Regions from separate parts of the Homo sapiens genome. Here region 1 is linked to region 2. Evidence: read pairs that join two places in POLR2A ChIA-PET (ENCODE). Cell type or tissue: GM12878. All regions are shown on one strand. Each heading gives the region's core, and the rest is flanking DNA. Links, peaks and the distances in the headings are about the cores only. Region 1 holds the start of LINC02812 (long intergenic non-protein coding RNA 2812). Region 2 overlaps LRP8 (LDL receptor related protein 8).

Region 1 (5,362 bases), core at 259-5,258, 73 kb before region 2:
TCATTCATGGTCTCCTCCCTAAGACAGTGGGAGGAACTCCTAGAGCACCCCAAAGTAGGCAGTGCACACTCCAAGGAAATGGGGTGAGGAGCCTCTATATGGGGTGGTGGAGGGAAGGGTGGGGGACCCCCTGTGGGATACGGCAGGGGGAAGCGTGGGGTGGGTGCGAAGTAGAGGACCCCCACGGGGGCAGAGGTTGTTGCCTGAGGAAACAGGTTGCCTGAGGGGCAGAAGTAGAAGCTGGGCCTCCCAACACCTGGCGTGGGTATAGCTGGGGCACAGGCATGCCTGTGGGATGCTGCAGCGCTTCCCCATGACTGGTGGGCAGGGGTTGCAGGCAGGGGCTGCTCCTCCTTGGAGGGTAACGGCACAGTCCCCGGGAGGTGAGGTAAAGCTGACTGCTGCTGGGCAGCGGGCAGGGTTGAGCCACATCCCAGGTGTGTGAGTGGTGCTGTCTGTCCTGCTTTTTCTAAGAATCAGTCTGTCTGAGGTGATGAGAGAGGGGCCCTTCGTCTCAGGTGAAGGCCCAGGGGAGGCCCAGTCACCACCCAGCCCTCCCACTGCCAGCCCCTGGTGCTGGCACGACCCATGGCTCTGAGACCTCAGCCAGGGCCCTGTGAGACCTCAAGTCTCTGGAGGGTCTGGAACTCGGTGGCCATGCCTGCCTGAGGGCCTGCTATTTCAGGGCTCACATGACCCCCACCCCAAGTGAGGGCTGCTGTCTTTTCACTTAGGGGAGCCTCCTTCCTCCTCCCTCCTGAGCTTTCCTCAGAAGGCTGCCGTCACAAGCGTCATTTTCCTAAGGTGGCTTAGAAATCCCAACCAGGAAGGGCAGGGTCTAGCAGAAAACTTCTGCTGGGGGCCCTGCCACAGCCCCCCAAGTCAGGAGAACAGAGCCCCTGCTTCAAAGAGGAAGAGGAGAAATACAGCCCCCCAAAAACAACCCAAATCAATATCCCAAATTCTGTTCCTGCCCCTCTGTAATCATTGGTAGTGGCAGCACTCTTGGAGGATACCAAGACTTATTCTATCTTGTACTAAAGTGGGTGACAGGGTGGCCTGGTGGCTATGAGGGGCAAGGCAGGGCCTAGGGCCTAAGGTCAGGAGTCATGGTGGGAGGGGCATTCTCAGTAGGGAACAGGCACCTGAGCCTTGGGTTTCTTTCTAAAAGTCCCAAGGCAAGTGGGTGGCCAGCTGGTGGGCTGTGTTTTGGGTGTCCTTGAGACATTTATGTTTGGGAACCAGTGTGGGGCAAAGGGCTCAAGCCAGGCAGGTTGGAGACCTGGCTGCCATGTGTCGGCTCTGTGACCTTGGCTGAATGTCCTGGTCTCTCCTGGGATCAAATGATACTCCTGCCCCAGCCTCCCGAGTAGCTAGGACTACAGGAAAGCACCACCACACCCAGCTAATTTTTTGTTATTGTTTATAGAGATGGGGTCTTGCTATGTTGCCCAGGCTGGCCTCAAAGTCCTGGCCTCAAGAGATCCTCTTGTCTTGGTTTCCCAGAGTACTGGGATTACAGGCGTGAGCCACTGCACCCAGCCTGTGGCTTTACCATAAACCACCTGCATGCAGTGAAGCCCAAGCTCTCCTCCTATGGCCTCAGAGCTGTCCAGTCTGGGCTGGTGCCAGACCCTCTAGCGCTCGGCACACAGGAGGTGCTCATGAACCCCAGAGGACCTTGACGTAGAGAGCTGGTGTGGTGGATGCTGCGGTAGCCTAGGAAACGAAGAGGCCAGGGGTGGGGCCCAGCCACAATTGTGGGCCCTTTCTGGGCCTCAGTTGCCTTACTGCCAGTGGGGACCATAGTTGCTGCCCTCTCCACATGCAGAACACAGGTGAAATAATAATGGCTAATCCTCATGAAGTGCTTCCCAGGGGCTCTGTTGTCCCGAGAGTCACCTGTGTATTACCTCATTTAGTCCACATACCAGCCCTGCGGGGTAGACACTGTTACTCCACTTTACAGACAAAGACGCACGGAGGATTAGATAACTTGCCCAGAGACACAGCTGATTGTGGTGAAGGCTGGCTTCAGAGTCACTGCTCGGGCCCTTCACACTGCAGGTGGCAGGCTCAGGAAGGGGTATTTGTGCTCCAGCTTCTTGGGTTGTCAGAACTGGTTCTGGTCACCTCCTAAACACTGGCAGGACTTGCCAGGGCCACAGAGCCTGATGGTGTCTGGGCTTCCTGGACTGGGGAGCTCTGCTTAGCCCCGTCAGAGTGGACCTGAGCAGGCTGAACCCCAGGGCTCAGGCTGTGGGTGGGACTGTGGGAGGAGGAAGAGAGAGGGTCTGCCGCCAGCGGACTGGGCAGCAGGATAGACTGTCAGCAGGCAGCAGCAGCCTTGGCGTCATTCCCAGTCAAGGGCAGAGCTGCGTCCCTAGAGCCGCCTCCCGCCCCTGCCAGGACCCCACAGTTTCTCCTAGGGGTGAAGAGTGGCTGCGGCCCTGGGAGGAATGGCTGAGGCCGATGCCACATGGTGAGCCTAGGCACCCGGGCCCAGCTGGCTCCCAGCCCATCCATTGCTGGGATGGAAAGGGCAGGCAGTTGGAAGGGCAAAAGAAGGAAGCAACATGCCCACAAAGCCTCTGCTGGGCTAATCCTCTTCTAGTCCCCACACGGTACGTTGCGTGGAATGGTTAGGACAGCCTGTTTAACAGAAGGGAAACTGAGGACTGGCAGTGTGGAGGAAATAGACAATTAAAAGCAAAGAGACAGCTGGGCAGGGAGTGTTTGCAGCCCTGGAGGCAGATACAAAGTTGCACCCGGGCTAAAGCCTGAGAGACAGCATTTACTGAGCACCTTTTTTGTGCCTGGCAATGTGCTCTGTTAGCTCCATTTTACAGATAAGCAATCTAAGGTTCAGAAAAGAGGAAGCAGCCAGCCTCGGGCCATGCAGCTGGCTGAGTGAGAGCTCCTAACTTGTACTTTCTCCCCTCCCCGGAAGCTTTGGTTTGTTGGGGGAAGCAGATTCATATCAGACCCAAGGCAACTCAGCTGTGATTGAGATAGACATTGAGTCTTTTGGGAGACAGAAGGGAGGGAGAGTGCCAGTCAAAAGGGTTTCGTGAAGAAGGTTGCATCTGACTGGGACAGTTAGGCCTCTGTGTACCACTTTAAAAGGTAAGACAAGGGGAAAGAGGGCATGGGGAAAAAGGACTTGGGGACAGAGGGCATGGGGGCAGGCAGGTGAGGGCCGTGCTTGGAGAATTGTGAGGGGTCCTGGGAGGCTGGATCACTGGTTGTGGGGAAGGGAGGGAGGCCAGGCAACCCCTGATGGGGTCCCCTGGGGAGATAGCCCTGGGGCTTGGAGCATGGGGATGGGAAGTGACTGGGAGGACGCTGCACAGGGCATGGGGTGTGGGGAAGTGAGTGCCAGGGAGCTGGGTGTGGAGCCAGGCACCTGCCGGGCTTCTGGGTTCCCCCAGCAGCTCTCAGGGACTCAAGCTCTGCATCAGGCACACCTCAGTTTAAGTCCTGGCTCTGCCATTACTAGCTGGGTGGCCTTGGGAAGTTGCTTGTCATCTCTGAGGCTGGCTTTTCCCCTCTGTAAGGGGAAGATAACCATAGAACTCCCTCCAGGGGTGGCTGTGTATGGCAGCTGTCAGCGCTCAGGACATTTCACTTAACCCTTCTGACCTAGGAGTTAGGAGCTATCATCGCCCTCGTTTCGTGAAGGGCTGACCAGCGACTGATCATGGCTACGATGTAAAGGTGCAGACATTTTGACCTCCCATGGGATAATTTAGATGGGCCACATGGGCTCCAGGGATGGCTGAAACTCCGTTGGAGCTGCGTCACTGTTCACCTTCTCTCTACCAAATCCTGCTTCCTCCCTATCTCTTCCCCAGGTGTTGACTTTTCTAGTAAATATCCTCCATGTCAAAGTCTATCTCAAGATCTGTTCCAGGACAACCCCGCCTGCAACAGGGCCCATTTATGTTCCAGCCAGCACGGTGATCCTGAGTCTGGGAGGGTGCCCACAGACTGCTTTTGTGAGCAGCATGCCTTCAGTGGCCAGTCCCCAAGCCCCTCAACTCCATGTGGAGCAAGGACCAACCACCCCATGGAGAAGAGGAACCCGCCTGCAAGGCGAGCCAAGAAGGGACCTTTGGAACCAGCCACACTGGACTCTGTAGGGGGCTGGATGGCTGGCCCCAAAAGGATAGGTCCATGTCCTAAGCCCCAGAACCCGTAAATATTGCCTTATTTGGAAAGAAATTCTTTGTAGATGTCATTAGGGATTTTGAGATGAAGAGATCATCCTGTATTATGCAAGTGGGCCCTCAATCCAATGGCAAGTGTCCTTACAAGAGTAAGGCAGGGCTGGGTGTGGTGTCTCACACCTGTCATCCCAGCACTTTGGGAGGCCAAGGCAGGAGAATAGCTTGAGGCCAGGAGTTCAAGACTGGCCTGGGCAACGTAGTGAGACCCTCCATCTCTACAAAAAAAAAAAAAAAAAACAGAAAAAAACCCCACAAAGAACTAGCCAGACGTGGTGGCACATGCCTATAGTCCTAGCTACTCAGGAGGCTGAAATGGGAGGATGGCTTGAGTCTGGGAGGCAGAGGTTGCAGTGAGCAGTGTTGCGCCACTGCACTACAGCCTGGACAACAGAGCAAGACCCTGTTTCAAAAAGAAAAAAAAGCGGGGGGAGTGAGGCTGAAGGAGAGACACACACCTAGAGAAGAAGGTGATGTAAAGATGCAAAAATAGGGCCAGGCGCAGTGGCTTACGTCTGTAATCCCAGCACTTTGGGAGGCTGAGGTGGGCGGATCATGAGATCAAGAGATCAAGACCATCCTGGTCAACATGGTGAAACCCCCTCTCTACTAAAAATACAAAAATTATCTGGGTGTGGTGGCGGGCGCCTGTAGTCCCAGCTACTCGGGAGGCTGAGGCAGGAGAATTGGTTGAACCCAGGAGGCAGAGGTTGCAGTGAGCCGAGATTGCACCACTGCACTCCAGCCTGGGCAACAGAGTGAGACTCTGTCTCAAAAAAAAAAAAAAAAGAAGAAGTAAAAATGGGAGTGACATGGTTACAGCCAAGGAAGCCGAAGAGGCAAGATGGGAGCCTCCCTCAGAGACTCCAGAGGCAGCACGGCCCTGCCAATGCCTTGTTTCTGCTTCAGGCCTCCAACGCTGGGAGAATAGAGTTCTGCCGCTTTTGAAGCCACTCTGTGAGAATTCCATACAGCAGTCACAGGAAACTAAGATAGCTCCCACACCCAGTTTCCACTTCACAACCTTGAGAAGCTGGGGAAGCCGTTCTGGAGGTGCCAGGGACTGGGCACCGAGCCAGCCTGGGCTGGGGTCAGAGGCAAGAGGAGAGCTCTCTAGAGGAAGCCTTTATCTTGGA
Region 2 (5,362 bases), core at 98-5,097:
ATACCCACCTCCTCCCAGCCCCTCAGCTGTCACTCGTTCAATACCTCCTGCAACCACAAATCACTGGGACAGGAAGACGCCTTTGTCGGTCTGTCCCTCGGAGACGCTCTTCTTCCCTGTGGTGACAGGGAGGCCTACATACCCCAGCAAGGGCTTGGGCCTCCCTTGGTGACAGTGGGGCCAGGGTCCGGCAGTATCTGAGAGCAGCTGGGATGTACTGGGGCCTGGAGGAGGTGCTTGGTTGTGGGAAGCCCCAGATGACCTCTTTGGAAGGACTTGGAACAGCACCAAGATCCACAACCCCTCCGTGTGACGGGGTCACTAATCCAGAAGGTCAGCTGGAGGGGGCCCTTAGAGATGTGTTCACCTGAGGAAACTGAGGCCCAGAATGGGAAGGGGTGACACTCCTTCCACCGCTGGGGGCCCTGCTGCTGCCTCCCATTTTGTCTTTCCTCGGGCCTCCTGATCTTTGCAACCTCATTTTCATGCCTTGGTGTTTTGGGGCAAAGGTGGACCACTTGTTTCATGTTTGGACCACTTGTTTCTTGGGAAATAAATAGATTTATGGTCTTAGGATCTGGCTTGGTTAGAATTGTGTAACTCCTTAGTGGAATGGGTTGGAGGAGAGAACCCAGAAAATTTTGAGGGAAACTCTTCCCGATTTGAAAGCAAAGCCGCCCTCACCAAAAAGTGCTCCTTCCGCTGCAGCCTCTTCATTCCGAATGGGGTGAATCCTTTGGCTGGAGCCCTTCGTGTGTCTCCCTCCTCCTCAGCACCTGCAGCTTCTCAGTCTCCCCAGGTGGGATGGGAAGGTGGGGGAGAGGGCGAATTTAGATGTCGCCTGCTGATGGATGATGGTGGCTTGAGCCCCAGAGCCCGCTGGGCAGTACAAAGCCACGCACCGAGTCCCGCCCACCACACGCGGGTGCTGGCTCCTGCACCCTACTGTCAGGACACTGTGGGAACCGTTCGCCTTCTGGGAACCGCCGAGCCTTGAGTAGTCAGAGACTGTCCGCATGTGGACTTCTGGACTCAGATAAACAGTTCCTTTCAGGGAAGGCATCAGAGGCTGCCATCCGCAGCTTATCGACATCTCCGACTCTGGCGGTAGCTGTCATGGAGTCTTGTCACAGGGGCTTAGGGTGCAAATCAGAGTGTTACAGCCTTAGAACCGTAGGTCCCTAGAGTGTCAGAAGCAGAGCCATGTGGAAGCTGTTTGCAATGTTATAATGGACCCACGGGATCTTTAAACTGAGGGCTTTAGGAACATCACATGTCCAGGGAGGGGTTAGGATTTGAATCCATTGCTGCTGGACCCCAGATCTGCTGGCGATGGAGGATTTGAATCCAGTGCTGCTGGACCCCAGATCTGCTGGCGATGGGCTCTGGGCATCACCCCCACCACCACTTCCAACCGTGCAGCTCCATTTTAATCTGTCTTATATGTTGGGGGTTCACTTGGGAAAAGGGTTCCTCTGCTTAAAAATAGTTTTCCAGGCCCTGTGCTGAGCCCCAGCTCCATGCCAGGACCCGCCACAGCCTGAGAGGGTGGCTCTGGTAGTGGGACGGCCGTCAGGCCAGGGCCCCCGGGTGGGGTGCAGGTTGCTCTGGGCCACGGTCTCCTCCCCCTCTCATTACTGCTCTGTCGTTGCTGCAGCCAGAGAACACTCTGGGTCTGTCATCCTGTTGACTGGGGTGACAGTTTAATAGTAGCTTCCTGGACTGTCATTTAAATCTGCCTGCCAGGTTAGTAGGCCAGGGGCGGGCTGGCACGCCCCCTGCCCCCACCCCGGATCTGCATTCTGCTGGAAGCGGTCGTCTTGGCAACGCTGGGGCATGGCGAGCTCTGTCGAAGGGTAACTGTTGGTGGGAGCAGCCCTTTCATCTCCCCGACCCGGGTACAAGTGGCCCAACTGCCTTAGGGCCAGAGCCAGGCCACCCTGTGCTGGCCCAGGCCTGGGAGAGGAAGTGGGAACATCCAAGTCCCTTCTGTGCACCCAGCTCTCCAAGTTAGGGGCTTTACCTTTGCTCTCAGCCTCTCAACTGCCCTAGGAGGGGAAAGAACCTGCCCCAGCTTGCTGAACAACAATGTTGAGCTGGAATCCACCTTTCTTAGGGGTCGCTGCTCTGCCTTCAGAGAACATTCTCTAGAGCCCAAGACCTGTCCACAGAAACCAGAGATCAGTCAGAGCCTGTAAGGCTGACAGCTCCCTCATCTCCCTGTCCTAGGTGGCTGGGTATCAATTCTCTCTGTTCTTTCCAGGGCCTTTCTCTAGACGTGTCCCTGCTCTGAGGATTGGGGTCTCCAGTGGGGTCCCTGCAGCTTCACTCTGGGCTCCATGCTCTGTGAACACTTTGTTCTATTTTTTATGGCCTAGTGGGGCTGGCCCAGAGACAGACGGCTAAGTACAACTACCAGGCTGCTGTGTCAACACGGGCTAGTCCCTCCCTTCTCTGCACCTCATCTAATCATCTGTAGGATGAGAGGCTTGTGCCCCAGCAGTGTTTTCCTAGGTGTGGTTCATTGGACCACTTGTTTCTTGGGAAATAAACAGATGTGGCATCTGAAAAAGGAGTTCCTTGGTTAAACAAGCTTGGAAGGCTGGAGGAAACCGTCAATCAGATATCTTTACTGCAGTCCTTCCCAGGGCCTTTATAAACCGTGGGCATCATGCATCTCCAAGGGGGAAAATAATAAGTGTCTATCCCAAATATCCTGGTGCATGGCCACCCCTGGGCTCTGTCCTGCCCCCTACCCCTCCCCTCCTCTGCTAAGGGCCGATTTTCTGTCTTGCATGGCCTCACGAAATCCCAAAGGAAGCTCTGGCAGCCTGGAGCCCTGGGTTTTTTTGGCTGCTGGAGAGCAGCCCTGTGTTTAGCAAGAGGCTGGATGGGTCCCTGGGCAAGCTCAAGGAAAGCCAGGCCCCTGTGCTGGGCCTCTGCAGGGCAGCTTTGTGCACAACTTGGTGAACAACTCCACCAGGGTCAATTGTTCCCTGGCCTGGTGGAGCTCCAGGTCCCTTGCCACTTGCCTTGTCCCCAGCCCCTAATGGTCACTCTGCTCGCTCCTCCATGCCCCTAAGCCCCATTATCCTTCCTCCTGGAATGCTCTTCCCTGCTCTCTTCACTCCCACAGCTTGGCTGACTCCTCTTCCTTGAACACAGTGCCCCTCCTCTGGGAAGCCTTCCCTGACCCCTGGGCCAGGTCAGGTGGCCCTCGCCTGGCTTGCTGGCTACAAAGTGGGATTGGGAGTCATTACCTGGGTTCAAGTGCAGCCCTCCCACAGACATGTGCTGTGGCTTTGAGCAGTCACTTCTCACTAGGCCTTGGCTTCCAGGCATGTAACATGGGAGACCCACGTAGGGGGCCTCAAGACCCTGGAGTCCAACACGGCAGGACATTCGGATTGCCAAGAGGAAGCTGCACAGAGCAGTGCCCCTGGGCAGCCCGGACTAATCTTTATTTTGGAGCCTTCTCTCTGCACCGGGGCTCCACGATGCGTGTGGGTGGGGAGCAGCATGGGAAGGATGTATACTGTCTCAGGGAAGGATGTCTCTGGAGGCGGGGGAAGCCAAGAAGTGCTGAGTGATTCTAACAGTTTCACAGGATCACAGACACTGAGTGTGGAGAGGGCCTTAAGACTTAGTCAGCGCCACACCTCCATTTCCTGATGAGGAGGAGGCAAGCTCAGAAGGTTTGACGGATGGGCCCAGTGTTACACACACGGCAGCTGGGGCCAGGGCTGTGACTTCACACACCTCTAACTTGCACCTTTTTGCTTCTCAGTTCATAAAGCCCTGGGGCCATCCTTAGCTTATTTGCTTCTCACAATGACCCTGTGTGTCCCGTGAAGCAGACGAAGAAAGTGCGGCTCACAGGAGTCCTGTAACTTGTGTAAGGTCACATAGCCTACAAGTGGCAGGGCGCAGTTTGATAGACCATGGACTGTCTGGCACTTTCCTTGGCCCGTGTTCTTGTTATAAATAGCATTTCCCACTTCCTTTGTCCTGGATTTCCCACTCTCCCCTACTCTACCCTGGGGTCAGCCCCTCCTCACTGCCCCTAGAATCCCCTAGTCCTTTGTGGCAGCCCATCTGTTGCCATGGCACCAGATTATGATGTCGCAGACCCTGGTTGACTATGTATCACTCCTGGGCTGAGGGACTCACAGAGGTGGGCATTGTCCAAGGGGCAGACTGGCATGGGGGGACATAAATCCCTGGAAACAGGGAGCCATGGCCTTGAGCCCAGCTGGGGAATCACCCTGGGAACCAGAGCCAAGGCCAGCAGAGTAGGGGTCTGGCATGGCTTTCTCTGACAGCCTTAGAATGGCGGCACAGCCCTCATCTCATGGCAGGGCTGATATGGTCTCTTCACGAGGGACTATTGGGCTCATTGCACTGAACGGCCTGACACTGGGTGTTCACCAGGATCCCCCAGAAGAGTCTTTTTGCCTTTTGTCCTTGTGACAAAGCTGCATGGGAAAGCCACATCCCCACTTGCCCAGGTTCACCCCGAGGTGGCTATGCCAGGAGTCAGTCTCCACTCTGACTCCAGATCCTTCCATATGGTCACACTTCCAATGGGGCCCTCCAGCGTGCTTTAGTCTAGTCCCCACCCTGAAAGTGCTGTCCATTAGCAGAGCAAAAGCCGTCCCAGGCCTGGGTTTATTCTGCTGCACACTTCTGGGCACATTCCAGGAGACCTGAGAGATGTTTCAGTACATTTGAGGACTCTCTGGGGTCCTCATTCTTAGCCTGGTAACACTGAGGTGGCTGAGGGTCTGAGTGGAAAGAGATCAAGCTTTGGCAGCTGCCACACACAGTTGAAATCACACTTCTGCCACCTAACACCCTTACCTCTAAGCCTTAATTTCCTCTTCTGTACAATGGGATTAATAACAACAGCTACCAAGATAGCTGTGAGGAGTCACTGGGATATTGGGTGAAAGGTGCCAGGCCAGAGCCAGAGTGGAAAATCTCCAAGCTGGTCCAGCCAGTGAACAAATCTGTTCCCAAAAACACCACCGAATCTGTTGCCAAAAACACCACTCTCCCTGCAGCTGCCATTTCCTGGGCGGGGCTGACCTCAAAGCTGCCCTTTGGGACAGCAGTGGTGTTTTTGGCTGCTCTGGCCTCCTTGCCCAGTGCCTGCCAGGGCTTGGCACATGGAGGAGGACAAGATCACCCCCAGGCTTTCAGAATCCCAGGGAGGGCAGGGTTTTTGGGGGGTATCTGGTTGTCCTGTGCCCAGCAACAGAGCCCCATCATCACCTTCTTCAAGCCTGCCCTGCTGTTTTGGGCACTGTCTGACCACACATCCTTGCCAGACTTGCCTACTTGCTCTTAATTCCCAGAGACT

The links. Peaks named below come from ENCODE experiments on the same cell type or tissue, not always from the same donor. Only the 100,000 strongest peaks of a DNase experiment are listed, where the experiment ranks them.
Region 1: POLR2A ChIA-PET joins it to region 2 with 5 read pairs; 1 of 35 experiments calls an interaction of 5 or more read pairs at or near these places.

Annotation. Positions count from the first base shown.
Region 1 is chr1:53,365,770-53,371,131 of GRCh38, reverse strand. LINC02812 (long intergenic non-protein coding RNA 2812) reads left to right here and starts at 2,983. Exons shown (of 2, transcript XR_001738058.2): 1 at 2,983-3,126; 2 at 3,855-5,362. In GM12878, for the core only: no CTCF peak of the experiment used is centred there; a DNase peak (open chromatin) is centred at 2,961; H3K4me3 peaks cover 1,044 bases; H3K27ac peaks cover 1,294 bases.
Region 2 is chr1:53,293,006-53,298,367 of GRCh38, reverse strand. The region is part of intron 2 of LRP8 (LDL receptor related protein 8); the gene reads left to right. It overlaps LOC105378726 (a long non-coding RNA gene), which reads right to left. Exons shown (of 6, transcript XR_007066090.1): 3 at 1-5,362. Among named protein-coding and RNA genes, the nearest start is that of LRP8, 32 kb to the left of the region's middle. RefSeq lists enhancers at 2,735-3,275, 3,276-3,817. In GM12878, for the core only: a CTCF peak has its summit at 2,114; a DNase peak (open chromatin) is centred at 2,099; H3K27ac peaks cover 3,683 bases.